Linked DNA regions of Homo sapiens: regions 2 and 3 are each linked to region 1. A link is an interaction called in ENCODE POLR2A ChIA-PET data of the cell type or tissue named here. Cell type or tissue: GM12878. All regions are shown on one strand. Each heading gives the region's core, and the rest is flanking DNA. Links, peaks and the distances in the headings are about the cores only.

Region 1 (10,576 bases), core at 1,909-6,908:
TGTTCCAGCATCTGCACCCGCTCCAACGCAGCATCCCGGGCCGTCCTGGAGGCCGCCAGCTCCTGCTTCACTTCGGCACAGTCATTTATTTTCTCTTCCAACTGTCTGTTGAGCCGGGAGATCTCCTTCCTCATCAGCTCGGGCTCGTGGGGGATCTGCAGCCCCCTGAGCTGCGCATGGAGCCCCCTCACGTATTCGTCCCTGCTGGCGTTGTAGCGCTGCCACTTGGCATTGAGGTCTTCAACCTGAAGAGGTGGAGCCGGAAAGCTCACGGTGAAGGCAGCTGACAAAGCTGCTCAAGCCAGCACCCAGTGTGAATTATGTATTAGCAGTGATTCGCTGAGTGAGAGTTTCCTCTTAAATGGAAGCTGCCCCTCCCTGTTCTGTAGAGAGCAGACACTAGGCCCGCTAGAGAATCCTGAGGCAGCACGATGACACCCGTACGCAAGCAGCATGAACGGAGGTGGACTCGGTGCAGCTTTGCTGTCTTAGAAAATGGACCTCCTGCTGCTAACTCTTGCATCTCCTTTACTGACTTGTGGATTAATTTTAGGGGGATGGAGATGGACAGGACATGTCCCGTACGTCGTTTTAAGCAAAAAAGTCCAGTCTCTAGGGACTGTGTGTATCAAGTCCTAGTGGCCAGAGGGCGGGGGGCGACTCTGGGCATCAGCCAAGGAAAGAACCCTCACTTACAGTTTGTAAGCCATGTGTTCTTCTCAAACGAAATGTGAAAGACACTCACGTGAGTCACCTTCTGTTTTAACAGTCGATTTTCTTCCTGCAACTTCTCAATAACACTCTGGACAGAGGTGTGCCCATCTGTGTGTTCCGACTGCATGAGGAAGGGACAGAGAGAAGACACTCTGTCACATACAGCAAGAGGGGAGAAAGCTAGACCCAGAGGCTGAGGCCACAGATTATCACTGCGTCCCCCAGTGCAGCGGGTAGTGATCATTCATTTGGTAGAGAAGCAAAGCAGGGACAAGGGACCACCTTCTCCCTGCCCAGGCCCACCCCACCTGGCCCAGGCCAGAGCCCGGATGGGAGGTCTTCAGGCCACACCACCTTTCACACTGTCCTTATCCCGTCCCACCTACCAGTTTGAGCTGTTTGTCTTTTAAATATTTGGAATGTAAATATTCTAAAGCCATAATGTCTGCAGGGATTGGCACACCAGACATGATAAAGTCTTCTCATTGCCAGAGATTTGCCATTATCACAGACAGCAGGGAAGGCAGGAAGCTGAATCCCATTGTAAACCAGAGGATCTCCAGTGAGGGGGCCCCCAGCTGCCCAGGGTGGGCCTGGCCATGCACCCTGCTTACCTCCTTTGGAGCCCATGACACTGTCCTGTCTGCAGACAATCGGGTTCAACCAGGTGATTCTGGACACAGGAATCTAACCTCTGCCCCACGCAGGGTCAGGAGTCACCGAAGCCACAACCCAAACCAACCCCCACTAACAACTACAGAGCTGAATGAAAAGTCTCCTGAAACTCGTGTGTACCCTACAATTCTGACTGTATCTCAGTGACATAATTTTTGAGAATTCCCCTCAAATGACAAAGGAAGTGCACGTCCTAACACAGCCTACACCGGGAAGCCCCGGGTGACTCAGCTGAGTTCAGGGCTGAGAAGTGACACTTATTTAGAGACTGTGATGAGGGCCTACCCTGCCACTGGCCCCACCCCCGCCTCAGGCTCAACACTGTGTGTGGCTCCTTTCAAATCCCCAGAGGGAAATGACACAGTGACTCAAAATCAGACCAGAACACCCTGCCTCCGCCCAGACGGCACTTTTCCTCTGGTTTCTGAATGCAGCTGTGTCCTCTCTGAGGTTCCCCGCCTGGAATCCACCCAGCTGAGGTGGGCAGTTCTCAGACCAACCTTCTCCCCAGTGGGCGCCTCGGTGAAGCTGCTGATGGGTGCGGGATGTACTGTCTGCCACAGAACATCCCAGCGCGTGTGTTTCTGCATGAACCTTGGTGCTGCCTCAGAGAACTGCCTAGAAAGGACCCGAGCGAGAGGCCCTGTGCCCGGCAGTGCGAGTGAGATGGGGTCTCAGCCTAGGTGAGATGTGCACGGAGTGCCTCCATTCCCCTGCCTGCCACACACAGACCACCACAAGCACCAGCAAGATGGAAGGTGCCTGGCACACAGATGCCTTGGGCCACTGCTCCCCTACTTTTCTGCCTAGGAGCCCCCTGGTTTCTCCTGATGCTGAAACTCCCACGGTCCTTCTCTCTCCCACTAGACCCCACAGAGAGCTACAGCCCAGATCCAGCCTATCCTGGAGGTCCAGCGAACCCTTCTTTGGCCCTCACTGTCACTTGGTGCCGCTGCCCCCGGCCCTTGCTTTGATGATGAGGAGGCTGTGGCCCTGAGCCAGGTCTCCAAGCTTGCGGGAGGCCGTGCTGCTGGCAAGGACATGCCTAAAGCCAGCTTTGGAGATGGCGGTTCCAGCTGTGCCTGCATGCACTCAGACACACTGAGCCTGAAGAAGGCGGGCACTCACGGTCCTTCCAGGAGTTTGGGGTGTGGAACTGGAGGCACTCCCCATCCCCAGCAGTACCACCTGGCTCTGCTTCAGTTTCCTCGGATGGAGGATGTGACTACACTTCCTCCAGGCAGCTCTGCCAGGCTCAGCTCCTCCTCCTCATCCTCAGCTGAGGCAGATGAAAGCCAAGTGCCATCTCCCACCTGGGAGCGGGGTCGGCCACAGGCCTGGTGCTGGGCAGTGAGGTGGCTGCCTGCTTTCCTATTACATTTTGCATGTTCCATCATTTTAAAAGAAACCCTTGGATGAGTGAGCTTTGCCCCGTCAGCTGACTCTCGTTACTGAGAACAGAAGTGGGTTCTGGGGCGCCCCCCCACCTCTGTGATCAGGGGCCTGTAGGCGATGCTCCCAGCACACAGAGGTCTTCCCCACACTCTGCTTACACTGTGGCCTACCTGGTCAGGACTTCTCTCCCCCACATTCCTTTGTGCATGCTGTCGTTCATCCAGACACTTGGCCAGATGCTGACACATGTGGGCGGTGGCGGTCAGCGTCCTCCGCAGCTGATGGGTCTCGTTGGCCAAGGAGCGGCACAGGACGTCACTGGCGGCCCGGGCGCGCTCCCCTTCTGCCATGCTCCTCCGTAGCAGGACGACTTCCTTCTCTCGCTCGTGTTGGGGCTGGCTCAGCAGCTGCTGCATCTCCCTCTCTTTTTCTTCTAGTCGCTCAGTCAGCCTCTCAATTTCCTAAGTGGAAGATTTAAAAGCACAGTTTACTGAATTAAAAGAAGCAGTGTCAAGAGCAAATGTTCAGAAAGCAAAAGAAGACCTGGCGTGGATGCCCCATCACCAGACACAAACATACTCACTCAGAAGTTGGGCGTTTGAACTAACAATTACTCACTCAGAAGTTGGGCATTTGAACTATTAACTCTGGAGTTTTTCAGCCTACAATGTTCTGTTCTGAAACTTCATCTCAAATTTTTTTTTTTTTTGAGACAGAGTTTCACTCTGTTGCCCAGGCTGGAGTGCAATGGCACAATCTTGGCTCGCTGCAACCTCCACCTCCCAGGTTCAAGCGATTCTCCCACCTCAGCCTCCTCAGTAGCTGGGATTATAGAGCCCACCACCAAGCCCAGCTAAAAGAATTTTTTTTTTTTTTGAGACGGAGTCTCGCTCTGTCGCTCAGGCTCGAGTGCAGTGGAGCGATCTCAGCTCACTGCAAGCTCCGCCTCAGAGGTTCACACCATTCTCCTGCCTCAGCCTTCCGAGTAGCTGGGACTACAGGCACACGCCACCACGCCCAGCTAATTTTTTGTATTTTTAGTAGAGATGGGGTTTCACCATGTTAGCCAGGATGGTCTCGATCTCCTGACCTCATGATCCGCCTACCTCGGCATCCGCCCACCTCAGCCTCCCAAAGTGCTGGGATTACAGGCGTGAGCCACCACGCCTGGCCCAATTTTTATATTTTTAGTAGAGACGGGGTTTCACCATGTTGGCCAGGCTAATCTCGAATTCCTGACCTTAGATGATCCGCCAGCCTTGGCCTCCCAAAGTACTGGGATTATAGGCGTGAGCCACTGCGCCCAGCAATTTTTTTTTTTTTTTTTTTGAGGCAGGGTCTCACTGTCACCCAGGCTAGAGTGCAGTGGCACAATCATGGCTCACTGCAGCCTCGACCTCCCCAGGCCCAAGCGATTCTCCATCCTAACCTGAGTAGCTGGGACTACAGGCACGTGCCACCGTGCCTGGTTAACTTTTTTGTATTTTGTAGAGACAGGGTTTTGCTGTGATGCTCAGGCTGGTCTTGAACTCCTGGGCTCAAGAGATCCACCCGCCTTGGCTTCCCAAAGTGCTGGGATGACAGGTGTGAGCCACCACGCCCTGCCAAATTCTATTTTCACAAGCAAGTTCATAATTTTAGATTTCATATCATCAAAATGTTTTTTTGAGATGAGGGTTTCGCTATATATAGCCCAAGCTGGTCTTAAACTCCTAGGCTCAAGCAAATCCTCCCACCTCAGCCTCCTGAATAGCTGGGACTACAGGCTCAAGCCACCACACCCAGTTATCATCAAATTATCAAAGTGGCAATTCCAAGCACTTTTTTGATGGGATAGGTAGAAACTCCACTGTGGTGGGTAACCCCAAAAAGATGTCCACAACCAAACCTCCCATTCCCCGGTATCTGGGAATGAAACCTTACTTAGAGATAGGGTCTTTGCAGATGTAATTAGTTAAGGTGGGGACAAAATGGATTAGGACGGGACTGGTGTCCTTGTAAGCAGACAGAAGTCTGGACAGACACACAGAGAGAAGACGACCACGTGACAACAAAGATAGGAGTGACGTCTTGTCTTGTGGATAAAGGCCAAGGAACACCAAGGATTGGTGGCCCCCACAGGAAGCTGAAGAGGCGAGGAAGGGTCCTTCCCTAGAACCTTGAGAGAGAGCCGATGCCTTGGTTTCTGGCTTCTGGCCTCTAGAACTGTGAAAGATTAAATTTCTGTTGCTTGAAGCCCCCCAGTTTGTGTTACTTTGTTACAGCAGCTCTAGGAAATTAACACACCCAACCCCAATTACTTCTTAAAGAATTTAAAAAGGTTCTTAAAATGACAATTTTATTTTGAGATAGGGTCTCGCCCTGTCACCCAGGCTGGAGTACAGTGGTGCCACCATGGTTCACTGTAGCCTCCACCTCCCAGACTCAAGTGATCCTCTTGCCTCAGCACCCTAAGTAGTTGGATTACAAGTGCATGCCACCGTACCTGGCTAATTTCTGTATTTTTTGCAGAGACAAGGTTTCACCACTTTGCCCAGTCTGGTCCTGGACTTGAGTGATCCGCCTGCCTCAGCCTCCCAAAGTGCTGGGATTATAGGCACGAGCCACCACATCTGACCTGACAATTTTTTAATATCTGGCCTTAAATTTGTACTTTTCCGTTTTCAAAGAATCCTCCAAAATAAACAGTACATTACATGAAGGAGGTGAAGCAGGCTCAACTAGTCCATCCCACAAGTGAAGAAACAGTTTCAGAAAAGTCACGGAGGAGCCCAAGCTTCCCCCAGAAGTGGCGGGAGAAGGGTCCAGCCTCTGTGTCTAGTACTTGAGGTAAGAAGGGACAGAGACCGGGAACCTAGAATGTTCTCATCACAATGGAACAAAATACTAAGCCCTATTACTGCGAGAACCCTGATTATTATTATTATTATTATTATTATTATTATTATTTTATTATTTTAGAGACAGGGTCTCGCCCTGACACCGAGGCTGCAATACAGTGGTATAATCACAGCTCACCGAAGCCTTGAACTCCTGGGTCCAAGTGTTCCTCCCGTCTCAACCTCCCAAATAGCTGGGACCATGGGCTCGAGGTCAAGGCTGCAGTGTGCTGTGACGGTGCCACTGCACTCTAGCCTGGGTGACAGTGAGACCCTCTTCAGGGATAAAGGACTTTGAGCAAAACCTGACTTCTGGTTTTTTTTTTTTTTGATAAAGACAGGGTGTGGCTATGTTGCCTAGGCTGGTCTTGAACTCCTGGCCTCAAGCAATCCTCCTCCTGCCTCAGCAGGGGTCACCGTGCCCAGGTAAAATCTGATTTCGGAGCCTCCTTCCTGCGTTGGTCAAATGCTGACAGTAGGAGAAACAAACAGCTCCACAAACAGGAGGGCAGCATGTCCACAGCTCGTAGATCCTGAGGGCGTGGCTCTCTCTTGCCTCCACACCCTAGTACTCAACACTGAGCCCAGCCCCACACAGATGCCCAGTAAATGGGAATAAGACTGGGCCATACAGAGACAGATCAGGACGCAGGCTCTACGCTCAACCCGTGGGGGCAGGCCAGCCCTGCAAAGGGCTGCCCCACTCATCCTCCCCTCGGCAGCATGAGGGCCCCAGGACCCCTCCAGCCCCCGGGCTTCTGGCATTTGTCACTGGCTCTGAAGTTGCAGAGCTTTGTGCTGGTTTATCTGTCTGAGTGCCTTGTCCAGTTAGTAACAGTTCTTAGGACACAACAGCACCTCGACCACTGTGGTCAGAAAACAAGGTACGAGCTGGAGTTGTGGGTCTACACACACAGGCACAACACACAGACTAGTCAGCAACTGGGCTGACATCTCTCAGGAAAGCCTGTCGCCGGGACCCACAACTCCATAGCTCCACGCTCAGAACACAAAAGTGTAAACAGCTCTATTAATAGTCTTGTGGATTGGCCTTAAGAGGCACAGTGGCCTCTTGGCTTTTAGCGCTGCGGCAACAAAGTATCACAAACTTGGTGTCTTAAACAACAGAAGTGTATTCTCCCAAAGCCTGTAATCCCAGCACTTTGGGAGGCCGAGGTGGGAGGATCACTTGAGCCCAAGGGTTGGGACTAGCCTGGGCAACATGGCGAGACCTTGTCTCTACAAAAAATACAAAAAACATTAGCCAGGCATGGTGGTGGGCGTTTGTAGTCCCAGCTACTCGGGAGGCTGAGACAGGAGGATCACTTAAGCCCAGGAGGTCAAGGCTGCAGTGAGCTATGATCATGCTACTGCACTCCAGCCTGGGCAACAGAGTGACCCTGTCAAAAAGAGGGGAGGGGAGGGGAGGAGAAAGGAAGAAAGAAAGGAACAAGGAAGGTGGCCCGGGGCGGTGGCTCATGCCTGCAATCCCAGCACTTTGGGAGGCTGAGGTGGGTGGATCACGAGGTCAGGAGTTCAAGACCAGCCTGGCCAACATGGTGAAACCCCGCCTCTACTAAAGATACAAAAAATTAGCCAGGCGTGCTGGTGGGCGCCTGTAGTCCCAGCTACCCAGGAGGCTGAGGCAGGAGAATCGCTTGAACCCGGGAGGTGGAGGTTGCACTGAGCCAAGATCCCGCCACTGCACTCCAGCCTGGCGACAGAGCAAGACTCAGTTTAAAAAAAAAAAAAAAGGAACAAGGAAGGAAAGAAAGAAAAGAAGAGAAGAGAAAAGAAAAGAAAGAGCCAAGAAAACAAGCAAAGCAAAGCTAAGCTAAGCCGGAAGGGAAAGGGGGCTGATACGCCAGGACCAGGCAAAGCCTATGAAGCTGGTCCCGAGAATGGTGACAGGATGGGGTTGGGCAGGACCAGGTTGCACAATGAATTGGTGCCATTATTCCAGAAAGTATTAACTGGAGGGGCTTTGTAAAGTTATCCACTCAGGCCTTGTGTTACAGATGAGGTAAGGTCTCAAGTCCAGCTGTGGCTGCACTGAGGACCACAATTCTCTGGCCTGATCTTGCCCCATCACACACTGACCGCAGCTTGATCACAGACGCACTGGTCAGCTCCTCCACATTCTGAGCCTCAGCACTCTCTCTGGGAGCCCTCAGTCCCTACTGGTCCAGGGTTCCTGCTCCTAACGGGCTCTCATAGATGAGAGCAACCTAGCAACGGCTTGCTTCCTGCTGTGTCTTTAACTCTGCACTGCCACCTCAGTGAACCCAGGGCCTGCAGGAGGTGACAAACCTCTCCATTCTTCCACAGGTTCCATGACCGACCTCAGATTGAACGTTGGGATGAGCAATAAATATGTAATTGCATAAAATACCAGATAAGGCCAGCACAGTGGCTCACGCCTGTAATACCAGCACTTTGAGAGGCCGAGACAGGAGGATCCCTGGAGGCCAGGAGTTTGAGACCAGCTTGGGCAACATCATGCGACCCCTTCTCTACAAAAACTTAAGAAGTTAGCCAGGTGTGGTGGCTCATAGTCCTTGTGGTAGGCTCTTCGCCTATAGTCCTAGACACTCGGGAGGCTGTGATGGGAGGGCTGGTTGAGCCCAGGAGTTCAAGGTTACAGTGAGCTATGATGGCCCCAAGGCATTCCAGCCTAGGTGGCAGTGTCACAGACCAAGACCCTGTCTCTAAAAAAATAAAAATAAAAATAAAAAAACAAACAAACAAAACTAAATCATTAAAATGTTCCTTAAATAATTAAAAATCCCCCCATGCTGGGCGTGGTGGCTCATGCCTGTAATCCTAGCACTTTGGGAGGCCAAGGCAGGAGGATCACTTGAAGAAAGGAGTTCTAGACCAGCCTGGGCGACACAGCAAGATCCCGTCTCTACAAAAAAAAAATAAAATTAGCCAGGTGTGATGGCACACTCCTGTGGTCCCAGCTATATGGGAGGCTGAGGCAGGAGGATCACGTAAGCCCAGGAGGTTGAGGCCACAGTGAGCCATGTTTGTGCCACTGCACTCCAGCCTGGGTAACAGAGTGAGACCCTGTCTCAAAAAAATAAAAAAATAAAAATCCCAAAACAAAACCTACATGCTTACATGTTGGGAAGACAGGACCAGGGCCAGTAATACTGGGAACACAGAACTAATTCTATCTGAGGCTACCAGGAAGCTGCAATAAGCTGCTTGGTGAGTGGCCAGATACACAGGACACCAGGGAACACATGTGAGCGGAACACCAATGGCCACCGACTGCAAGTATACTGCTCTGGTTGTGAGGTCCCTGCATCCTGTCCCACCAACATTCTGGAGATGACTTCGGAGTGTCCTTCCGGGTCCTTGGTCTGTACTCATCTGTGGCTCCTGGCATCCACAACTCTAAAACCTGTTGGTGCAGACCAGGTGACCTCTAAACTTCCCTTCTGCTCTAGTGAGTCAGGATGTACCTTCCAGAAAGAGGGAGAGAGTGGAGTAGGGGAGACACTGGCTGCTGAAAGTATTTTAAATGATGTAGATACTGACAACCTAATATTAAGTACAACTGTATACACAGCATGAAAACAACCATGCCAAGTGTACACACACCTTATACACAGAGGAAAAACAGGAAGAAGGCATGCCAAGAGATTAACACTAGTCATCCCTGCACTGTGGGACTACAGCGGCTATTTTATTCTTTATTTTTCAGATATTCAAAATTGTTTTATAATTTTTTTTCTTTTTTAAAAAGGGCATGTTTCTTTTTCTCTCTAAAATCAGGCTGTGGGGCCAACCCTGGAGACAAAAACTATCTTTCGCAGACTACTGCCTTTGCAGGCTTAGTTTCTTTCCTGGGCAAACTAGGATAATAGCCATGAATCAAATGGAATAATAGATGCCAGAGCTCACCCGAATGTTTCAGATGCTTGCAAATACTATTGCACAAAAAAACTGTTACTTATACTGCTGTTGTGGTGTTATAGTTTATCATCAAAAAACAGACATAAACATCATAGACAAGGACAAAGAGAAGAAAGTCAGGATTTGCGTCTTTTTTTGTTTGTTTTTGAGACGGAGTCTCGCTCTGTCGCCCAGGCTGGAGTGCAGTGGCACAATCTCGGCTCACTGCAAGCTCCGCCGCCCGGGTTCATGCCATTCTCCTGCCTCCGCCTCCCAAGTAGCTGGGACTACAGGCGCCCGCCACCACGCCCAGCTAATTTTTTGTATTTTTAGTAGAGATGGGTTTTCACCATGTTAGCCAGGATGGTCTCAATCTCCTGACCTCGTGATCCGCCGCCTTGGCCTCCCAAAGTGCTGGGATTACAGGCATGAGCCACCGCGTCCGGACCCTTGTGTCCATTTTTAATTTAATTTTTTCAGACAAGGTCTCACTTTGTCACCCAGGTTGGAGTGCAGTGGTGCGATCTTGGCTCACTGCAACCTCTGCCTCCCAGGCTCAAGTGATCCTCCCACCTAAGTCTCCCTAGTGGCTGGGAGCACGGGCACGTGCCACCATGCCCGGCTAATTTTTTGCACTTTTTGTAGACAGGGTTTCACCATGTTGCTCAGCCTTGTCTCGAACTCCTGGGCTCAGGCAATCTGCCCGCCTTGCCTCCGAAAGTACTGGGATTACAGGCGTGAGCCACTGCACCCAGCCTAGGATTTGTGTCCTTTATCAGACACGGGCTGCATTTGCCATTGCTCCCAGCATAGAGTTGAAGCGCCACTAGTGAAAGACACATGCATGGGTGAGGGCTGGAAGGGACTCTAGAACACAATATGAGTACACGACCTTGGACCCAAGACACACATGTGTGCGTACACACACACACCATACACACCCCTCAGAATGTGTCTCCCGCACACACACCTCAAAACACCCCTAAGAACCAACCGGAACATACACACTA
Region 2 (10,576 bases), core at 3,614-8,613, 96 kb before region 1:
TGGGCCTCCTGGGCCTGAGGTGTGGTGGCAGCAGTTGGTCAAGTTTTCCTTGGCCTGGGCACACCTGCTGTCACTCACACGGGCTGTCACCAGGCTCTGCACCCCAGGTAGGAGGTTTTTCTTTTTTTTTGAGATGGAGTTTTGCTCTTGTTGCCCAGGCTGGAGTGCAATGGTGAGATCTGGGCTCACCCCAACCTCCGCCTCCCGGGTTCAAGTGATTCTCCTGCCTCAGCCTCCCGAGTAGCTGGGATTACAGGCATGCACCAACCATGCCTGGCTAGTTTTGTATTTTTAGTAGAGACAGGGTTTCTCCATGTTGGTCAGGCTGGTCTCGAACTCCCGACCTCAGGTGGTTTCCCTGCCTCAGCCTCCCAAAGTGTTGGGATTACAGGAGTGAGCCACCACGCCTGGTCCAGGTAGGAGGTTTTTTAAGTCCAGGAGCTGTTTACTGAGCACTCTGCTGTTGAGAGCTCATTGTCCATCTGTCCTAGTCTAGAAGGGAGTGCAGACACATGCACAGGTGGCAGGTGGCTCACCAGGTGGAAGACAGAAGAGGGAGGGCACCTGCTGGAGGTGGATCTGAAGGGAGGGCACTCAGGCAGCCCAAGCCTGTCAGACAGAGCAGGGCTTTGAGACGGCGCCCCCTCCCCCCGCTTCCCACCCCTGGCCTGCCTGCTCTCCTAAAGCAGGGTTGGGCCAGGAAGGAATTGAGAGCGGCCCTGGTTTAAAGATGACACTAGTGTGAGCAAGGGTAAAGAAGGAATGACTGAGTTTCTCTTTTGCACTTCGGAGACTCTCTGTAGGAAAATGGAACCTGGGCTCTAGCCTAAGACATGTGCTGGTTCCATGTCTGCCCTGGCATGGTGAGTGCCATGTGGATGCCACCTGTGGCTCCTTGTCAGTGTTCCTTGTCAGTGCTGTGAGGGACTGGGAAGAAGGAAGGGACTAGCATGTGCTTGCTCCCTCCGAGAATTGTGTCATTGATTTCACAGCTACAGGCCGTGTTTTCTGTTGCTGTTCTCTACTGCAGCCACAGGGACTAGAGCTACAAATGGTCTGTTGTTTGGATTTTCGCGGGTTTTCTCTTACTCCATTCTTCTGCATTCTCAGCCTCCCAAAGTACTGGGATTACATTTGTGAGCCACTGCGCCTGGCCTGCTGGCTTTTTTTGAACCTGCATCAGCTTCAGTGGAGTAAGTTCCAACTTCGTCACATGCGGAATTCTGTGCTGTTGAGCTTGTCTTAGGGCAGGTGGCCCTGAGACTCTCCCATGACTCTGCGCCTCTTCCTTGGCTGCTGTACGCACAGCACGTCAGGGTGAGGAGGGGCCTCAGAGATCACTTTGGTCCTGGGAGACTCCCTCTGTGTCCTGTGCCTCATGGTGGGGCCTGAGAGAGCAGTTGCTGTTTTGTGTTTTCTTCAAAGTGGGTGTATTCCTAATTCATGTTTTTGTCTGTTTTTGCAACCAGAGACTTTCCTGCTGTGGCTTGTCACTGACCAGCGACTTCTTAGCCTGGACTACTGTGAGAGCAGGGTCTGGATGCCAGGTGGGGAGGGCAGAGTCTCCTGCTGCAGCAGCACCTCAGCAGCCTTCATCTCGTGAGGCCTGGAGCATCCCAGGGGCTGCAGCTGTGCCATGTGGGGGCAGCACAGCAGAGAGGGCGCTGAAAGCTGCATTCCCCTCTGCCATCTGTGGGTGCACCAGCCCATTTTCACAAGTTTGCTGTTCTGGTAGAGGGAGCAGGAGTTGGGGGAAGCTAGGACAGTGGGCATTAACCTTCTCCAGGAAGTGGGCATCTTCGGCAGAGGCTCTTCAGGGCTGTGGCCGTGCAGGAGGGCCAGTAGTGTGTCCAGGTCACCACTCCCTGGGATGTTCTTGACTTGGGTCCCAGGGAGAACCCTGCACGGCAGTCAACACCAGAATGTCCCGGATCTGCCCCATGAGTCTTTTCCCTCCCTACCTGCAAAATGAGATAATTATGTTAGGTGATGTTTTAGTGTTGTGTGAGCTTTTAATTCCAAATAAGTTTTTTCTGTGTTATTTTTAAAAAGTAAAACTGGCCAGGTGCAGTGGCTCACACCTATAATTTCAGCACTTTGGGAGGCTAAGGTGGGAGGATCACTTGAGCCCAGGAGTTTGAGACCAGCCTGGGCAACATAGTGAGACCTTGTCTCTACAAAAAATTAAAAAATTAGCCAGGCTGGGTGCCGTGTGTTTGTGGTTCCGGCCACTCCAGAGAGTGAGTGGGGGAGGATCACTTAAGACCAAGAGTTAGAGGCTGCAGTGATCTATGATGGTGCCACTGCACTGCAGCCTGGGTGACAGAGTGAGACCCTGTCTGAAAAAAAAAAAAAAAAAGCCAGGCTTAGTGGCTCACACCTGTATTCCTAGCACTTTGGGAGGCTGAGGCAGGTGGATTACTTGAGCCCAGAAGTTTGAGATCAGCCTGGGTGACATAGATAGACCTTGTCTCTACAAAAATACAAAAATTAGCCTGCCATGGTAGTGTGCACTTGTGGTTTCAGCTACTCGGGAGGCTGAGATGGGAGGATCACTTGAGCCTAGGAGGTTGAGGCTGTGGTGAGCTATGATCATGCCACCACACTCCATCCTGGGCAACAGTGAGACCCTATCTCAAAAAATGAAAAAAATATATAGGCATAGGGACAGTAAATAGTCCCTGTGTTGGTATTGCACTGTGGGCTGCTGGTTACTGGGTGCCCCACAGAGCAGGGGTCCCTAACCCTTGGGTCACAGACCAGTACTAGTCCATGGCCTGTTAGGAACCAGGCTGCACAGCAGGAGGTGAGTGGCCGGTGAGCCAGTGAAGCCTGTCAGTGTTTATAGCCACTCCCTATTGCTTGCATTACCGCCTGAACTTCTCATGTCCGATCAGCAGAGACATTAGATCCTCACAGAAGCATGAACCCTATTGTGAACTGCGTGTGCAAGGGATCTAGATTGTACGCTCCTCATGAGAATCTAATGCCTGATGATCTGTCACTGTCTCCCATCACCCCTAGATGGGACCATCTAGTTGAAGGAAAACAAGCTCAGGGCTCCCACTAATTGTGCATTGTGGTGAGTTGTATAATTATTTCATTCTATATGACAGTGTAATAATAATAGAAACAAAGTGCACAATAAATGTGATGAGCTTGAATCATCCCAGAACCATCCCCTTGCCTCACCTGGTCTGTGGAAAAGTTGTCTTCCATGAAATCGGTCCCTGGTCCTAAAAAGGTTGGGGACCACTGCTCTAGAGCACATCCCATGGCACCCACGCAGGGTGGTTTATTGAGAGCACAGAAGGAGGGAGGAGCATGAGATCTCAGGCCATCAGTAGACACTGTGAAGGAAAGACCTTGAGAAGGAAAACAGAAGGCGAGGGGCCGGCTTTCCTGCCCGGCTCACTCTCGTCACCGGGGCTCAAGGGAACGAAGCGCACCTGCTCTGGCCTCACGGGTGCGGTAGGGGAAGCCAAGACCACCCTGGCTGGGGGCAGAGATGGGAGCTCAGGGCTCTGAAGCCCAGGGAGAGGCTGCTGTGCAGGGCGGGGTTTCAAGACTCCCAGAGAGGCTGCTTGTGGGAAGCACGTGAAAGGCTCCTTAATCCAAGAGTGTCTCTGTTGACGACATAGTGCCACCTGCTAAGTCTCTGTCTTGCCAACATGAGCTGCAGTCAAGTTGTATTGCATTAGGTCATTGAAACCTCCCAAGTGCATAGGACCCTGCCTACCTTTACCAAGGACCGCATAAAAAAAGAGGAGCCCCAAGCACCTTCTGGGTAGGCATGGATAGCCGCCCACGGTACACTCTAATGGCAGCAACGGTATTTGCCTTTGGCCCAGAGAACGCTGTCTCAGGGCCCTCCTCCACAGTCTTGTTAGTGTTTGTAGCAGTAACAGACGTGCAGATGGAGAAGCTGAGTGTTGGTGAATCCACTGGAGGGTGGCATCAGACCTGGAGGGGTGTGTGTATCAGTCCATTTTCACACTGCTATAAAGAACTACCTGAGACCGGGCTTGATACTCACCCCTGTAATCCCAGCACTTAGGGAGGCCAAGGTGGGCGGATCACCTGAGGTCGGGAGTTCAAGACCAGCCTGGCCAGCATGGAGAAACCCCGTCTCTACTAAAAATACAAAATTAGCCGAGCGTGGTGGCACATGCCTGTAATCTCACCTACTCAGGAGGCTGAGGCAGGAGAGTCACTTGAACCTGGGAGGCAGAGGTTGGGGTGAGCTGAGATCATGCCATTGCACTCCAGCCTAGGCAACAAGAGTGAAACTCTGTCTCAAAAAAAAACCAATAAAACAAAAAACCTACCTGATTCTGGGTAATTTATAAAGAACAGAGATTTCATTGATTCACAGTTCCGCATGGCTGGGGAGGCCTTAGGAAACTTATAATCATGGCGGAAGGAGAAGAAGAGGCAAGGCACGTCTTACACAGTGGCAGGAGAGAGAGAGCAAGAGGGGAAATGCCACACTTCTGAGCCATCACATCTTGTGAGAACTCGCTATCATGAGAACAGCATGGGGGAAATCCGCCCCCATGATCCCATCACCTCCCACCAGGTTCCTCCCCTGACATGTGGGGATTACAGTTTGACATGAGATTTGGGTGGGGACAAAGGTGAACCATATCAATGTGACAGGTTGACATGACGTCACGGCAGACGTGGAAGGTCCTGTAATCAGGGTGTGGTAGCAGCCTCGCTGCCTGTCCTCAGGACAGCTCTGACCAGACTGGATCCCCCTGGCAGGGAAGCATAAGAGGTTGCTGGCCTGAGTCGTCAAGAAGTGACCATTGTGAAGCAGACATTCAGCTCGTCCCAGACAGCCCCCAGGAGGAGAGTCCAGACCCCGTGTAGATGTGTGTGATCAGAAAGAGTCCCTTGCAAGGGTCGTTCGAAGGCAGAGTGGGCTGTAGTGTGGAGATGAGTTCCCCATGATAGGGAATGTGGAGAATAGTTGGAGAGGTATTTGGACTAGGTGACCATGAGGTCTCATCTCAGATTTCATTTCAGGGACACATCTGTCCCTGACTGGGGCTGGTGGCCTCTGTGCCTGGTATTCATTGTTTACCAGGGATTTGCAGAGTACCCTTCATGGGAGGCACTTGTCTGCAAGTCTAAGTGCAAATCAGCCTTGCCTGTCAACAAAGATGACTTGGGTGTGTCGGTGCTTCCTGTCCTGGTGTTGAACAGGAGACGCTGGCCTATTGCAGAGAAGCTTTGAGTCTGGAAGCTTTTCTGAATGGAACTCCCACCTCCCTTTCTCCTGCATTTGGTGTTTTTCTTCTGTAGGATTGATGCTGTTCACTTGATTTATCCCTGGTGTATTAGTCCATTCTTGCATTGCTATAAAGAAATACCTGAGACTGGATAATTTATAAAGAAAAGCAGTTTAATTGGCTCACGGTTCTGTGGCTGTGTAGGAAGCATGGCTGGGAGGCCTCGGGAAACTTACAATCATGGTGGAAGGTGAAGGGGAAGCCAGCACATCTTACGTGGCTGGAGTAGGAGGAAGGGGGGTGGGGAGGTGCTACACACTTTTAAACAACCAGATCTTCTGAGCACTCGCTATCACGAGAACAGCACCTTCGGGGAAATCTGCCCCCATGATCTGATCACCTCCCACCAGGCCCCATCTCCAACAATGGGGATTACAGTTTGACATGAGATTTGGGCGGGGACACAAATCTAAGCCATATCACCTGGCTTTCCCTTCATGTATCGATATAAGTTTCTGAGGTTGTGAATAACTTGTAACCTTCAGGTGACTTCAGAAAAATAGTATAGTTAGTGATAACATAGGGAAAAAGATGAAAGAGAAGGAAGATGAACCGTTACCGAGTGCTGTGCCAAACCCCGTGTGGCTAGAGCCTCACTACTGCTTCCTGGTGTTACCACATCTGCAGATGACAGGAGGCTCCCGAGGGTCTCAGCCAGGCAGGCCTGTTGGGGTTTAGGTCAGCGGTGTCCTACGTAGCATAACATCCTGCCCCTAAGAGCCTGGGGTGCTGTCCTTAGTTCCACATGTGATGGAAATGGCAGATAAAGTTCTAGTTTCAGAGATTCATTTCTCCAATTGAACTGTAACTAAACACAAAAATGCCCTTAGGGAAATTCTTTTACTAAGACTGAAAAATCCTTTGGGAATAGTAATTTCTTCAGGTATCTGTTTCTTGAAGGTAAACATTTATTTTGAAATATTATATATGGTATTATTGCTGTTGTTCTAGGGAAAATGGTATATATGTAAAAATAACACATACATGTTCTCTCTAGGGAGAAAATAACAGTGTCACTTAAAAAGTAAAGTGTATTTCTTTAAAATTGCATGTTACATTGCTTTTACAAAGAGAAAACCAGTCTCTTCACTAAAGCAACCAGAAGATGCTTTTTATTTTTATTTATTTTTTTTTAGACAGAGTCTCTCTCTGTCACCAGGCTGGAGTGCAGTGGTGTGATCTTGGCTCACTGCAACCTCTGCCTCCTGGGTTCAAGCAATTCTCCTGCCTCAGCCTCCCGAGTAGTAGGGACTACAGGCGCCCGCCACCACGCCCGGCTAATTTTTGTATTTGTAGTAGAGACAAGGTTTCACCCTGTTGGCCAGGATGGTCTAGATCTCTTGACCTCATCATCCACCCACCTCAGCCTCCCAAAGTGCTGGGATTACAGGCGTGAGCCACCATGCCCAGCCAGGAGATGCATTTTTATTTTCACTGTCTTGTGAAGAAACCATGAGAAACAATCTGCCACTAATACAATTGAGGGAAATTGAGCCACTTTAGTAACATCCAGAGAATAATAGTCATTCTGGAACCATGTATGCATGGGTGGGAGGTTGTGGGGAGCTGAAAACAACAGAAATTTATGCTCACAGTTCTTGAGGCCAGAAGTTCAGAATCAGTATGTCAGCAGGGCTATGTTCCCCTGAAGGCTTTGGGGGCAACTGCAGTGACCCCTGGAGTTCTTGGTTTGTGGCCACTCCACTCTCCACTGGAGCTGTTTTAATGCACTATTTAATTTAAAACCTTTGAATGAACATTGGTTGCTTCTAATCAATAACATTTTAGAAATTTTATACTGATTCAAAGGCTTTAAAATGTTGAATACGTGTAAAATAATTGAGTCTCTGTTCACAAATAAGTATGTATGTATGTGGCAAGAGAGTTGGTAGGTTTTGTTTGTTTGTTTGAGATGGAGTCTTACTCTCTCAACTAGGCGGTGGTGTCATCTCAGCTCACTGCAACCTCTGCCTGCTGGGCTCAAGCAGCCCTCCCACCTCAGCCTCCAGAGTAGCTGGGATCACAGCGCACACCACCATGCCTGGCTAATTTTTTTTTTTTTTTTTTTTTTTGTATTTTTGGTAGAGACGGGGTTTCACCGTGTTGCCCAGGCTGGAAGTTTGAAATCAATTATTTTTATGTTTGCTGTCTGAAATTCATTCTTTCTCTGTTGTTTGACACATACATAAGCCTGCAGGTACCCAAATTTGTTCCAAAAAAAAAAAAATTTCCCTGAGGCTGTGAGGAGAGAGTCAAGGAAGAGGTTTTTATTGATGTTATTTATCAAACAACTCTTACACTGTACACTAAGATTTTATAATAACTGCAGACATATACAATGAAAAGGGAGAATTGGCACCAATATTGAATCTTCCCATCCAAGAATATGGTATGTCACTCTTTTTTAAGGTTTTTAAAAATATATTGTATTATGGTTTTATAGTTTGTAAATCTTGACCCATTTTGTGCCTCCATAGTCTGTAGTTTGAGGGGCTGCTATGACCGGCATCTTGAGTGGGGAATGTGTGTTTAAAGCATTCATGCTGGAAACTGGGAAAATGGAGATGCCCTGTGACCAGTCATCTCGCCAGATGCCGGCATTAACTCTTGTAGTTTTTGAGTTGAGTCTTGAATCTGGGAGTCTAGGAAATCACGGTATCTTCTACAAATAATGATAGGTTTATCTCATCTTTTCCAGCATTTGTCCCCTTTTTTTGGCTTCCACTAGGACCTTCAGACCAGTGTGAATAAGAGCATTGATACTGGCACCCTTGTCCAGTCCTGGCTTCGAGGGGCTGCTGTGAGTGTTTCACCATGAAGTTTGATGCTTGCCATACAGACTTTTGATACTTTCTAGCAAATTAAAGAAGTTTACCTTTATTTCTAGTTGATTTAGGCTATCATTTAAAAAATAAAACAGGAAGATGTCAAAATTGATGGTATGATTTTTCTTATATCAATTTCTGTATGAGTTAAGAGTTTAGGTTACCTAATTTTGAGACATTCTTGCGTTCCTGGGATGAAACCCTAGTAGATCATGATATGTCATTCTTTATTCCATTATTAAATTTATTAGCTGATATTTGATTTAGGACGTGTGTGTGTGTGCGTGTGCGCCTGTGTGTGTGTGTGTGTGTATTCGGACAGCTATATAAAATTATTTTTAGAGACAGGGTTTCACACTGCTGGCCAGGCTGGAGTGCAATGACAAGATATTAGTTCTCTGCAGCCTCGAACTCCTGGGCTCAAGCTCTCCTCCCACTTCAGCCTCCTGAGTAGCTAGGACCATAGGCACATGCCAGTGTGCCAGCTAAGTTTTGGCTTGGTGCAGTGGCTCACAGCTGTAATCCCAGCACTTTGGGAGGCCAAAGCAGAAGGATCGCTTGAGCCCAGGAGTTTGAGGCCAACCTGGGCAACATAGGGAGAACCCCATCTCTACAAGGAAAAAAAAATTAGCCAGGTGTGGTGGTGTGTGCCTGTGGTCCTAGCTACTTGGGAGGCTGAGGTGGGAGGATCATAGGCCCAGGAGGTTGAGGCTACAGTAAGTTGTGATCATACCACTGTAGTCCAGCCTTGGTGACAGAGCAAGAGACCTTGTCTCAAAGATAATTTTATTTACAAACAAATGAAATTTTTTGTAGCGGTGGGGGTCTTGCCTTGTTACCTAGACTGTTCTCAAATTCCTGGCCTCAAGTGATCCTCCTGCTTTGGCCTACCAAAGTGCTGGGATTACAGGTGTGAGCCACTGCATCCAGCCAGGACTTTTATATCTATATTCTGAGGTATAATTGAGTTGTCTTGGTCTTTGAGGTCTTACTTGTTTTGTATAAAGGTTGTGCTAGCTTCATAGAATGAATTGAGAAACTCTGTGTTTTTGCAATTTTCAGGAATAGTTTAAATTTTCTGTCCCATGAAGGGTTTGATAGAACCTACCGTAAAACTTTGGGGCCTAATTCATTTTTACAGGGAAGAAGAACAAGAACTATAGATCTTGTCTGCCTTTTTCATTTATATGACATTTATTAGTGTATTTCAGGTTTCCTTCTCCCTCGAGTCAGTTTTACAAATAGAATTTGGCTCAAGAAGTTATCCATATCGTTTAGTAAAGGGTTGTAAACTCACACCTGCAGGGCTAGGGAAAGTCACGGAAATGGATGATACAGGGTAGAGCGGCCCCAGCGTTCCTGTGGTGCTCATGGCCGTCACCACCCTCACCTTGAAAGTGCCCTCAGTTGGGATAGGCCCTAGTGGAGCCTGGGGCATGGGTAGCGAAGGCCACACCTGTGTGTGCGTGCGTGTGTCCTCCTGTTCTCTGTTAGGGGCAGTCCCCACTTGGGTCCAACAGTCTTCACAGGGCCACCAGAGCTGCCAGGTTGTCAAGAGAAGCCAGAAATCTGGATTATTAGGTGAAATCTCGAACACTTTTAAAAAGAGGTGAAGTGCAAGTCGGACAAAATAGCCCATGAGCCCCTTGTTTGTAACTCTTCTTTAGATGTTACAAAGTATCAACTTATAAAGAGACTTTGTCTCACAGTTTAAAAACAATCTTCTGGCCAGGCGGGCACAGTGGCTCACGCTTATAATCCCAGCACTTTGGGAGGCCGAGGCAGGTGGATCACTTGAGGCCAGGAGTTCCAGACCAGCCTGGCCAACATGGTGAAACACCGTCTCTAGTAAAAATAGAAAAATGAGCTGGGCGTGGTGGCGGGCACCTATAATCCCAGCTAACTCAGGAGGCTGAAGCACAAGAATCGCTTGAACCCAGGAGGCAGAGGTTGCATTGAGCCGAGATTGTGCCACTGCACTCCAGCTTGGGTGATATAGCGAGACTCAGTCTCAAAAACAAAACAAAACAATCTTCATATGTACCCATATCCTTTCTCAATCCTGATTTTTTTTTAATGTTACCTTTTTCCCCCTTTTTCAGCCTTGACAGAAGCTTACAGAACCGACTTTCGGTTTTATTAATCACATATGCTTCTCTGTTTCCTCAGTAATTTCTCTTTTTGCCTTTAACTCCTAACTTCTTTGTTAGTTTTGTTTTGCTTTGCTTTTTAAGTCTCATATGCCTGTTAATAGCTCTTCCTTTCCTGTAGTCTGAGCTCTTCGTGTGGCAGGACCGAGTTGCCATCATCTTGCTTATTTCTAACACATTCAGGGCACATAATGGGCATTCAGTAAATAGTGAATGTTCATCCACTGTATTGACAGATTTAGTCAGAATATCTTGATTTCTCTTTTTACTGTTTATTCATCTCTGTCTTTCATGTGAGAAAAGT
Region 3 (10,576 bases), core at 1,933-6,932, 83 kb before region 1:
GGGGTGGAGCTTGCAGTGAGCCGAGATTGTGCCACTGTACTCCAGCCTGGGAGACAGAGCAAGACACTGCCTCAAAAAAATAATAAAATAAAATAAAATTAATTTCAGTAAATTTTTCATTTGCCTGTTGCTTAGATGTCTTGCTAAAGCTGATATTTAATTACGATCATGAGTGACCAGGCCATGACTGGCCTTAAAGCAAAAAAAATTAGTCTTCTGTTACATAAGTGCCTTTAAAGTTTTGTTCAACTGACTATTTCTGAAAATTTCAGCCCTAAGTTGAAAAAGCAAACACTAAACAGCTAAGGTTTAAAAAGCAAACACTAAACACCTAAGGTTGCCATCGGTACCCCTTTAATTTTAATCACAAATTGTGTTGTCTTGGGAGTAGCAGAGAGACTAGTTTTATACCAGCGCTCTTCAGGTCAAATGGAAACGTTAATCAGTCTGGTTAAATTTTTGTAGTTTCCTTAATATTTCTACTTTTGGAGGTTTTTCTGTTTGTTTTTTGTTTTTTACTCTTCCAAATGGCACAAATGTTAATCTTCCAAGCATTTTTCTCATGTTGAGGTTACTAAGAAATGTTAGTGGTAGGAATGATACTTAACTAATACTCTTTGTAAATGAAAGCCGTGATCTGTCCAGGAAATATCTGTGCTTAGTGGCTGGTTTACTCATTGTCTTTCACAATTGAATGACCTCACAGTGACCATCTCTGCTTGTGTCAGTTGTAGTGATGATGAAGATGTTGCACCATTGTCAGCCAAATTTGCTGATATTTATCCATTGAGTAATTATGATGATACCGAGGTGGTGGCCAACATGAATGGAATCCACAGCGAATTGAATGGTGGCGGGGAAAACATGGCCCTGAAGGATGAGGTATGGACATGGCTTCTTCGTAGCAACAATAAATGACATAAAATGATGGTCTGACATTTTAATATTTTATATTACTCTGTTTTGAAAAGTGCAAATTACAAAAGATTGTCTTTAAAGTCTCCTCAGATAAGCAGTACCAGCAGTAGTTCCTCAGAAGCTGATGATGAAGAAGCGGACGGCGAGAGTAGTGGGGAGCCCCCAGGGGCCCCGAAGGAAGATGGAGTGCTGGGAAGCAGGAGCCCCAGGACAGAGGAGAGCAAAGCAGACAGTCCACCCCCATCCTACCCAACACAGCAGGTAGGACTTTGCTTGCTGTTTTGCCAAGGATCTCTTTTTCTGTGTGTATTTTCTCTAAACATGAGCATTACTGAATACAAAATTATTTTGTTTCCCATAATTTCTGAAGGTTAGAACTGAAGAGAGTCAAGGCATACTTACAATCTCCATTTGAATCTTGTTTTTCTTGCTCGAATATCAATCTTGATTTCGCAACACCCCATAGCAGCTCTGTGGAGGCCTTTTTTGTCTGTATAGAAGCAAAGAGAGGAGTTAAAAAAAAATAGTGGAATATTAAAATTTCAGGAAAGGTTTGTTTTTCCTGTTCATTATCTGTTCTTCTGTTAGCCAAAGGTGAGGGTACCTTATTAGCTTTTTTTCTCAGAATTTCATAAATAGATGCTTAAACAAGTTTTTGGCCGGGCGCAGTGGCTCACGCCTGTAATCCCAGCACTTTGGGAGGCCAAGGTGGGTGGATCAGTTGAGGCCAGGAATCCAAGACCAGGCTGGCCAACATGGCAAAACCCCGTCTCTACTAAAAATACAAAAATTAGCTGGGCATGGTGGTGGGCACCTATAATCCCAGCTACTTGGGAGGCTGAGGCACAAGAATTGCTTGAACCTGGGAGGCAGAGGTTGCAGTGAGCCAAGATTGCGCCACTGCACTTCAGCCTGGGCGACAAAGCAAGACTCTGTTTAAAAAATAATAATAACAACAATAATAATAAGCAGTCTTTAAATGAAAGAACAAATGAAGGTCAAAGTGCTTGGCTGATTTATTTTATTAGGTAATATAAATGTAACACTCAGATGGTAAAGGTGATGTTGAAAGGTCTATCTGGGAAGTCTGACCACATCTCCTTACCAGTTTTTTCTTCTACGTATAATGTTTTTGATGTCTTATCCAAGAAAACTTTGCCTAACACAAAACTGTTTTCTTTTAGAAGATTTATAATTTTAGTTCTTAGATTCTGTTTGACTCAGCATTTAGTTATTGTGAGGTGAGGATATAAATTCACCTTTTCTGCATATATAGATATCCAATTGTTTCAGTACGGTTTGTCAGAAGTACCCTATTGAATTGCCTTGGCCATTTATTGAAAATTTATTGAAAATCAATGGACTGTAAATGTAAGAGTTTATATTTGGACATTCCATTCTGTTCATTTGATCTCTGTGTCTGTCCTTACACCCATAGTGCATTTGACAATTGCTTTATGGTAAGTTTAGGAAAATGGGATAGGGTCTTCCCTCCAGCTTGGTACACCTTTCTCTCTCTCTATTTTCTTTCTTTTTTTTTTTTTTTTTTTTTTTTTTGAGATGGAGTCTCCCTCTGTCACCCAGGCTGGAGTGCAGTGGCGCGATCTCGCCTCACTGCAACCTCTCCCTTTCGGGTTCAAGCAATTCTGCCTCAGCCTCCCAAGTATCTGGGACTACAGGTGCACGCCACCACGCCCGGCTAATTTTTTGTATTTTTAGTAGAGACGGGGTTTCACTATATTGGCCAGGCTGGTCTCGAACTCCTGACCTTGTGATCCGCCCGTGTTGGCCTCCCAAAGTCCTGGGATTACAAGCGTGAGCCACTGCACCCGGCTGGTACACCCTTTTCAAAATCGTTTATGCTGCTCAAAGTTCTTTGCATTCCCATATAAATTTTAGGATCTACTTGTCAACTACAAAACGCCTCCTTGGATCTTGAGGGATTGCATCGAATTCTTGAATATATATTTAGAATTCTCCAGTGAAATCCTCTGGATGTGGTTGTGGTCTTTTATTTGTGGGATGATATAGATCAATTTAGGGAGAATGCAATCCTAACAAAATTGAGTCTTCTAATCTGTGAATATGCTTTATCTTTCCATTTATTTAAGTCATCTTTAATTTTTCTCAGTAGTTCTAAAAAAATTCCAGTCTTTGTGTCTGGAATATATAAGTATTATGTGTTTTCATTCACAGTAAAAGGTATTTTCTAATTTTGATTTCCAATTGATCATTGGTAATACATAGAAATACAATTGATTTTTTTATATTGGTCTTGTGTTCTGCAGCTTTACTAAACTTGTTTATTCTAGTAGGGTTGGTTCTAGTAGGTCCTTTTGCTGTTGTTTTGGTAGATTACTTTGGATTTTCTATATACAAGATCATGTTGTCTGCAAATAAAGTTTTAGTTCTTCCTTTCCAATCTGGATGCAATGCTTTTAATCTTCCCTTCCCTTTCCCTTCTCTTTTCTTTTTCTTTCCTTCCTTTCTTCTTTTTAAGAAACAGAATCTCACTCTGTCACCCAGGCTGGAGTGCACTGCTGCAGTCATGGCTCACTGCAGCCTCAAACAGCTGGGCTCAAGCAGTCTTGCTGCCTCAGCCTCCCAGGTAGCTAGGACTACAGGTGTATTACAACTACAGGCATGCGCCACCACGCCCAGCTTTAAAAAAAAACTTTCTGTAGAGAGAGGGTCTCACTATGTTGCCCAGGCTGGTCTTGAACTTCTGGCCTCAAGCCATCCTCCCATTTCAGCCTCCCAAAGTTTTAGGAGTATAGGTGTGAGGCACCATACCCAGTCTGGATGCTTTTAATTTCAGTTTCTTTTTCTTTTTTTTTGAGACGGAGTCTCGCTCTGTTGCCCAGGCTGGTGTGCAGTGGTGCTATCTCGGCTCACGGCAAGCTCTGCCTCCCAGGTTCATGCCATTCTCCTGACTCAGCCTCCCGAGTGCTTTTAATTCCTTACTCTTGCCTTATTGAGCTAGCTGGAAACTCAGTACAGAATAGAATTGTTGCAAGCAGATATCTTTGCCTTGTTCCCAATCTTAGGGGGAAAGCATTTAATCTTTGACCACTCTTTAAATGTGATATCAAGTATAGGTTTTTCATAGATGCCCTTTATTGGGTTAAGGAAATTCTATTCTACTCCTAATTTCTTGAGTTTTTTCATGATTTGAATATTGAATTGTATTGAATATTGAATTGTTCAGTTTTTCAAATGTCTTTTCTGCATGTGTTGCGATCTTGTGGTTTTCGTTTTTTATTTTGTTACCGTGGTGTGTCACATCAGTTGATTTAAGGATATTAAATCAACCTGTGTTCCTGGGATAACTCCCACTTGGCGGTGGTATATAATCCTTTTCATGTGTTCCTGAGTTGGTTTGCTAATATTTTGTTAGGATTTTTGCATCTGTGTTAATACTAATAAAATATATTGGTCTGTAGTTTCCTATCTTTGTGATGTCTTTGTCTGACTTTGGTATCAGAGTAATACTGGCTTCATAGGATGAGTTAGGAAATGTTTTTTTCACTTATGTTTTCTGAAGGAGTTTGTTTAAGATTGAGATTTATTAAATATTTGATAGAATTCACCAGCAAAATCCTGTAGGCCTGGTCTCTTTTTGTGGGAAGATCTGTAATTACTAATTCAAGTTTCATTTGCTTGTAATAGGTCTTTTCAAATTTCCTATTTCTTACTGAGTGAATTTCAATAATTTTTGTCTTTGTAGGAATTTACTCATTTAAATTGTCTAATGTGTTGGCATAAAGTTATTCTATACTGTTATAATCCTTTTTAATTCTGCAGTGCCTGCAGTGATGCTAATTCTTGATTTGGGTAATTTTATCTTCCTTTTAACGGCTTCAGTCACTTGGGCTAAAGATTTGTCAATTTCTCTGTTTTCGTTTCTGTGTCATTGGTTTCCATTCTGAAATTGATTATTTCTTTCTATGTTCTTTGGGTTTTGCTTGCTCTTCCTTTTCTAGTTTGTTGAAACAAAAGCTTAGATGACTGATTTTAGAGCTTCCAAATTTATTGAGACTTGTTGATGGCCTAACATATAGTTTACCTAGATCCTGTTCTATGTGTACTTGAAAATAATTTGAACTTTGTTCTTGTTGTGTGGAGTGTTCAAGAAATGAAAGTTTGATCAAATTGGTTGATGGCATTCTTCAAGTCTTCTGTATTGTCTTGGTCTATCCAGGCTACCATGTAAGGACAGTAACCCCATTCCTGAGAGTAGAGCCTTCCAAAGTCCTTATCGCCTAATACCATCACTTTGGAGGTTAGGCTATCAACATATGAATTTTGGAGGGGCACAGATACTCAGATCATAGTATATATTCTTACTGATTATCTGTCTGGTGGTTTTATCGGTTACTGAGAGAGGCATATTGAAGCCTTCAAGTTTAACTGTTGGATTATTTCCTTCTCCTTTCAATTCTTCCTTGTTTTGGTTCATGCATTTGGGGGTGATGTTATTGAATTATTGTTATAGCTCCCCTGATATATTGCCCCTTTTATCATTATGAAATGTTTGACTACTGGTGTTTCTTAACGTCCGTTTTATTTGTTAGTATAGCCACTCCACCTTCTTGGGTTACTGTGTACATGTATTTTTTCATCCTTTTACTTTCAGTTTCTTTGTGTCTTTGAATCTAAAATTTGTCTAACATCTTTTAGTTGGGCCTTGCATTTTTATCCTGTATATGTCAGTATCTGCCTTTTTAAATATTAAACAAAAATTTTAGTGTACTATTTTAATTCTTCTGTTGATTCTTTTTTTAATTTTCTTAGTGGCTGCTGTAGGGTTACAGTATGCATCTCTTGTGAATGTCGTTATAAAAAATAAAAAGAAACAAAAATTAAAATACAATATGTATCTCTTTTTTTCTTAGAGACAGGGTCTTGCTCTGTTACACAAGCTGGAGTGGGGTGGCATCATCATGCCTCACTGCAACCTCAAGCTCCTGGGCTCAAGCAGTCTTCCTGCCTCAGCCTCCTTAGTAAGCTGGGACTATAGGCATGTGCCGCCATGACCGGCTAAGTTTTTTAATTTTAGTAGAGACAAGGTCTCCCTGTGTTGCCCAAGTTTGTCTCAAACTCCTGGCCTTCAGTGATTCTCCCGCCAGGAAATCCCAAAGTGCTAAGATTACACTTAACCAGTGTACCCAGCCACAATATGCATCTTTTTTTTTTTTTTTTTTGATACAGAGTCTCGCTCTGTCACCCAGGCTGGAGTGCAGTGGCGCAATCTTGGCTCACTGCAACCTCTGCTTCCCAGGTTCAAGTGATTCTCCTGCCTCAGCCTCCCAAGTAGCTGGGATTACAGATGCGCACCACCACGCCCATCTAATTTTTGTATTTTTAGTAGAGACAATGTTTTGCCACTTTGGCCAGGCTGGTCTCTAACTGGCCTCAAGTGATCCACCTACCTCAGCCTCCCAAAGTGCTGAGATTACAGGTGTGAGCCACCACGCCCGCCCACAATATGCATCTTAATTTATCACAATCTACTCCAGATTACTACTGACTTAATTCCAGTAAAATATACAAACTTTGCTCCGCAGGAGCTCCATTTCCTTCTTTCTCCTTTGTACTATTATTGTCCTATATATAATTACATTTGTATATGTTACAAACCAATAATATGTTTTAATTACTGCTTTATACAGCTTTATAATTTCTAGAGCAAATAAAAGAGAAAAATGTATTTATACAGTGCCTGCCTGCCTGCCTTCTTTTCTTTCTTTTCCTTTTCCTCTCTCTCTCTTTCTCTCTCTCTCTCTTTCTCTTTTCCTTTTCCTTTTCTTTTCCTTTTTCTTTTCCTTTTTTTGAGACAGAGTCACACTCTGTTGTCCAGGCTAGAGTGCAGTGGCACAATTTTGGCTCACTTCAACCTCCACCTCCCAGGTTCAAGCAGTTCTCCTGCCTCAGCCACCTGAGTAGCTGGGATCACAGGCAAGCACCATGGCACCCGGCTAATTTTTGTATTTTTGGTGGAGATGACATTTCGCCATGTTGGCCAGGCTGGTCTCAAACTCCTGACTTCAGGTGACCTACCCGCCTTGGCCTCCCAAAGTGCTGGGATTACAGGCATGAGCTACCACGCCTGGCCTGTATTTATACAGTGTTTTCTATTTGCTAGCTGGCTAGTCATTTCTGGCATTCTTCATTTTAAATTCTGCCGAATTTAAGTTACCGTCTTGTTTTTACCTTCCTTTAATATGTCTTACAGGACCAGTTTGCTAGCAGTTAATTCTGTTTTTGTGTAAATGTCTTTATTTTGCCTTCATTTTAAAAAATAGACCAGGCATGGGGGTGTCTCACGCCCAGCACTTTGGGAGGCAGAGGCGGGCAGATCACCTGAGGTCAGGAGTTCGAGACCAGCCTAGCCAACGTGGTGAAACCCCATCTCTTCTAAAAATACAAAAATTAGCCAGGCGTGCTATCATGTGCTTGTCATCCCAGCTACTTGGGAGGCTGAGGCATGAGAATTGCTTGAACCCGGGAGGCAGAGGTTGCAGTGAGACAAGATCGCGCCATTGCGCTCCAGCCTAGGCGAGAAGTGAGACTCCGTCTCAACAATAAATAAATAAATAATAAATAGAGTGGTTGTTTTTAGGAATAGCTTTAGACTCACAGCAAAGTTGAGTGAGAGCTACAGAGACACCCTATACCCAGGGTCCCCACACACAGCCTTCCCACTATCAAATTCCACACCAGAGTGTTACTCTTGTTACAGTCATCAGCTGTCAGACTGTTAGAACAAGCAGTCAGTTCTCCTGGCAGCCTGGCTTTCTCAAGAAGGTGTTTTAGTAGGGTCTGGGGTCATCCTAGGGACTTGGCCTTTGGCTGCAGGAAGCCTTAGGTGGTCATTGTGTGCCAGAGTTCTGCAGCTCTCAGTATCTCTTTGTTTTTATCCATCTTAAGGTTCACTGAGCTTCTTGGATCTGTAGACCAATGTTTCTCATCACATTTGGGAAGTGGAGTGTCCAGGTGTTATTTGGATGCTCTTCCCCCTTTCCTCTGGGACTTGGTTCTGCACATGCTGGAGTGCTGGCTGCTCTCCCACAGGCCTCTGAGCGTCTGCATACTTTCCCCTCATCTCTTCTCTCTCTTCCTAGATCAGTTCCATTGCTCTTCTTCAAGTTCACAGATGATTTTTCTGCCATTTTAAGTTTGCTTTTGAGCCCCTTTAGTGAAATTTTGGTTTAGCTATTGTACTCTTCACCTATAGAATTTATATTTTACTGTTTTTTTGTTTCTCTTTTTTTGTAGTAATTCCCTATATGTTGAATCTTTATTTTCATATTTTCCTTTAATTCTCTGAACATGTTATAACAGCTGCTTTGACATCTTTGTGTGCTAATTTAGTATCTGAACTCACTCCTGTTAACCGTTTGACTATTTATTTCCTGCATGTGGGTCACACTTTTTTTTTTCCAGACAAGGTCTTGCTCTGCCACCCAGGCTGAAGTGCAGTGGCATGATTACAGCTCACTGGAGCCTCGAGCCTGGACCTCCTGGGCTCAAACAATCCTCCCACCTCAGCCCCCCAAGTACTTGGGACTACAGGCACACACCACCATGCCTGGATAGTTTTTGTACTTTTTGTAGAGACAGGGTTTTGCCATGTTGCCCAGACTAGGCTTGAACTCTTGGGCTCAAGTGATCTTCCCACCTCTGCCTCCCAAAGTGTTGGGATTACAGGTGTGAGCCACTGCGCCCAGCCTAGGTCATACTTCTCTTTAATCTTTGCTTGTCTCATAATTTTTTGTTGAAAATTGGACATTTTAAATAATGTGATAATTTTGCATTATCATTTTTTCCCTTGAGGGTCCTTTGTTGTCTTTTGTTTGTTTCCTTGTTTTTGTTATTTCCTGGGCTTCAGTTGCAGGACCTGTATCTCCCACATTATGTGGCTGTGGGTGTCTCAGCTTACTTCTTCTCTTCTCCTTTTTAGTTTGGCTTCTAGAGGTCTGCCCTTTGTCCACCTGGCTGATTGGCCAGCTGATGATTTGGGCAGAGGTTGCCCATGCACCTTGAATCCACAGGGGCTCCATTGTTGGCTGTGGGGTGAATGCGCTCAGCACTCAGCCAGTTCTCAAGTCAGCTGTGTTGGCCCCTTCCTCCAGCCCGTGAGGTGTCCTCAGTGCATGCACTGTGCTCTCCTGGTCAGCCAGCGAGTTGTGGACAGCTTAAGAAGCCCTTCCGTGGCGCTCTCATTTCCAGGGTTCTCTCTGTTAGATTTCTGTCTCCTTTGCCACTCACCCCAGTTGGGACCTCAGTCTCAAGGGAACAGAGCTGCAGGCTTCCCTATTCATTCCCTTCTAAGTTCACTGCTTTTACTGCTTCACCCTCTGCCTGACCAGGCTGCTGTTTTTGGTAGCAGGGTTGGTTTGCGCTGACATCCCTGCAGTCACAGAACTCCTGTGCCCACTGCCGACCGAGTCAGGGGTGGAGTACAGGTGCAGGAAATGGAAAGAGTCCCAGACAAGAAAGCCAGACTTGCTGTTCTTCCTTGAAGTTCTAGCTGATTTGCATGAATAAATGTGTCGCGGTATTTTCCTTGGGCTGATTTCCAGAGCCTCAGAATGGTTGCCTTTGACAATTGTGTTCAGTTTTACATTTGCCCTGAGGGAAAGGAGCCACTGACCTCTTCACTCCACCGTAACCGGAAGTCGCGTCTCTGCTTTGTTTTGGAGAATCCATGTGTGACTACTTAGAAGCAGTGTGAGCCCAGTGGAGCACAGCCATCCCCTCTCTACTCTGTCGTCTTCACTAGTTCCCTTGTCCCTGCTCACATGTGGGAAGAGAGATTTTCTGCATAGGCATAGGATTCAGAACCAGTGGCTCTACCTGAGTCTGTCTGTGGAATGAGGTACACCTTTCTTCTCTGTGCGTCTTCTTCAGTCTCAGTCTCTTGGGGTCCCTCGTTTTCCTTGCATGGAAGGCCCTGGTCAACTCAGGGTGTCAGGAAAAGCCCACTTACCTTTGTATTTGCTTTGTAACTACTTGGCAGAATGTGACTGACTTTAATTCATACCATTTATTGTTTCACTAAATAGGTATGTTTTTTTTCTTTCCTCTTAGGCTGAACAAGCTCCAAACACTTGTGAATGTCATGTTTGTAAGCAGGAAGCTTCTGGACTGACACCATCTGCAATGACAGCCGGAGCCCTTCCTCCTGGCCATCAGTTCTTGAGCCCAGAGAAGCCCACACACCCTGCACTGCACCTTTACCCTCACATCCATGGACATGTGCCTTTGCACACTGTTCCACACCTGCCACGCCCTCTCATCCACCCCACCTTGTATGCAACGCCCCCCTTCACACACAGTAAGGTAAGTCAGGGCAAAAAGGGTCTGAAAGCTCACTCTTCACTGAGATCCTACAGGAGTACATAGTCAAACAAAGAAATCTGTGAATTAGCAACTTGCATAGGATAGCATCTGCTCTGGATAGGAAGGTCTCCAAGTGTTTCCTTTCACCATAATCTCTTAAGCACTGTAATTGTGAACCTTTACAGTTGTAACAATCATTAAAAACAACTGTGAAGGTCATAGTTCTTTTATTCAGAATTAAATAGAACAGAAGGATTTTTCAGGTGCTATTTCTAACAGGTTAAACCTAGGGAATATTTCCACAGGAGACCAG

Evidence for each region. ChIA-PET counts read pairs that join two places held together with the same protein. Peaks named below come from ENCODE experiments on the same cell type or tissue, not always from the same donor. Only the 100,000 strongest peaks of a DNase experiment are listed, where the experiment ranks them.
Region 2: POLR2A ChIA-PET joins it to region 1 with 7 read pairs; 2 of 35 experiments call an interaction of 5 or more read pairs at or near these places.
Region 3: POLR2A ChIA-PET joins it to region 1 with 5 read pairs; 2 of 35 experiments call an interaction of 5 or more read pairs at or near these places.

What each region holds. Positions count from the first base shown.
Region 1 is chr4:2,744,701-2,755,276 of GRCh38, forward strand. It overlaps TNIP2 (TNFAIP3 interacting protein 2), which reads right to left. Exons shown (of 6, transcript NM_024309.4): 2 at 2,955-3,245; 3 at 746-835; 4 at 1-245. Among named protein-coding and RNA genes, the nearest start is that of TNIP2, 6.3 kb to the right of the region's middle. RefSeq lists enhancers at 142-642, 1,238-1,677, 3,088-3,137. In GM12878, for the core only: no CTCF peak of the experiment used is centred there; no DNase peak of the experiment used is centred there; H3K4me3 peaks cover 1,769 bases; H3K27ac peaks cover 2,415 bases.
Region 2 is chr4:2,647,033-2,657,608 of GRCh38, forward strand. All of the region lies in intron 7 of FAM193A (family with sequence similarity 193 member A), which reads left to right. Among named protein-coding and RNA genes, the nearest start is that of TNIP2, 100 kb to the right of the region's middle. RefSeq lists an enhancer at 1-284. In GM12878, for the core only: no CTCF peak of the experiment used is centred there; no DNase peak of the experiment used is centred there.
Region 3 is chr4:2,662,110-2,672,685 of GRCh38, forward strand. It overlaps FAM193A (family with sequence similarity 193 member A), which reads left to right. Exons shown (of 21, transcript NM_001366318.2): 11 at 729-882; 12 at 1,000-1,179; 13 at 10,012-10,263. Among named protein-coding and RNA genes, the nearest start is that of TNIP2, 89 kb to the right of the region's middle. RefSeq lists an enhancer at 9,099-9,643. In GM12878, for the core only: no CTCF peak of the experiment used is centred there; no DNase peak of the experiment used is centred there; H3K4me3 peaks cover 757 bases; H3K27ac peaks cover 687 bases.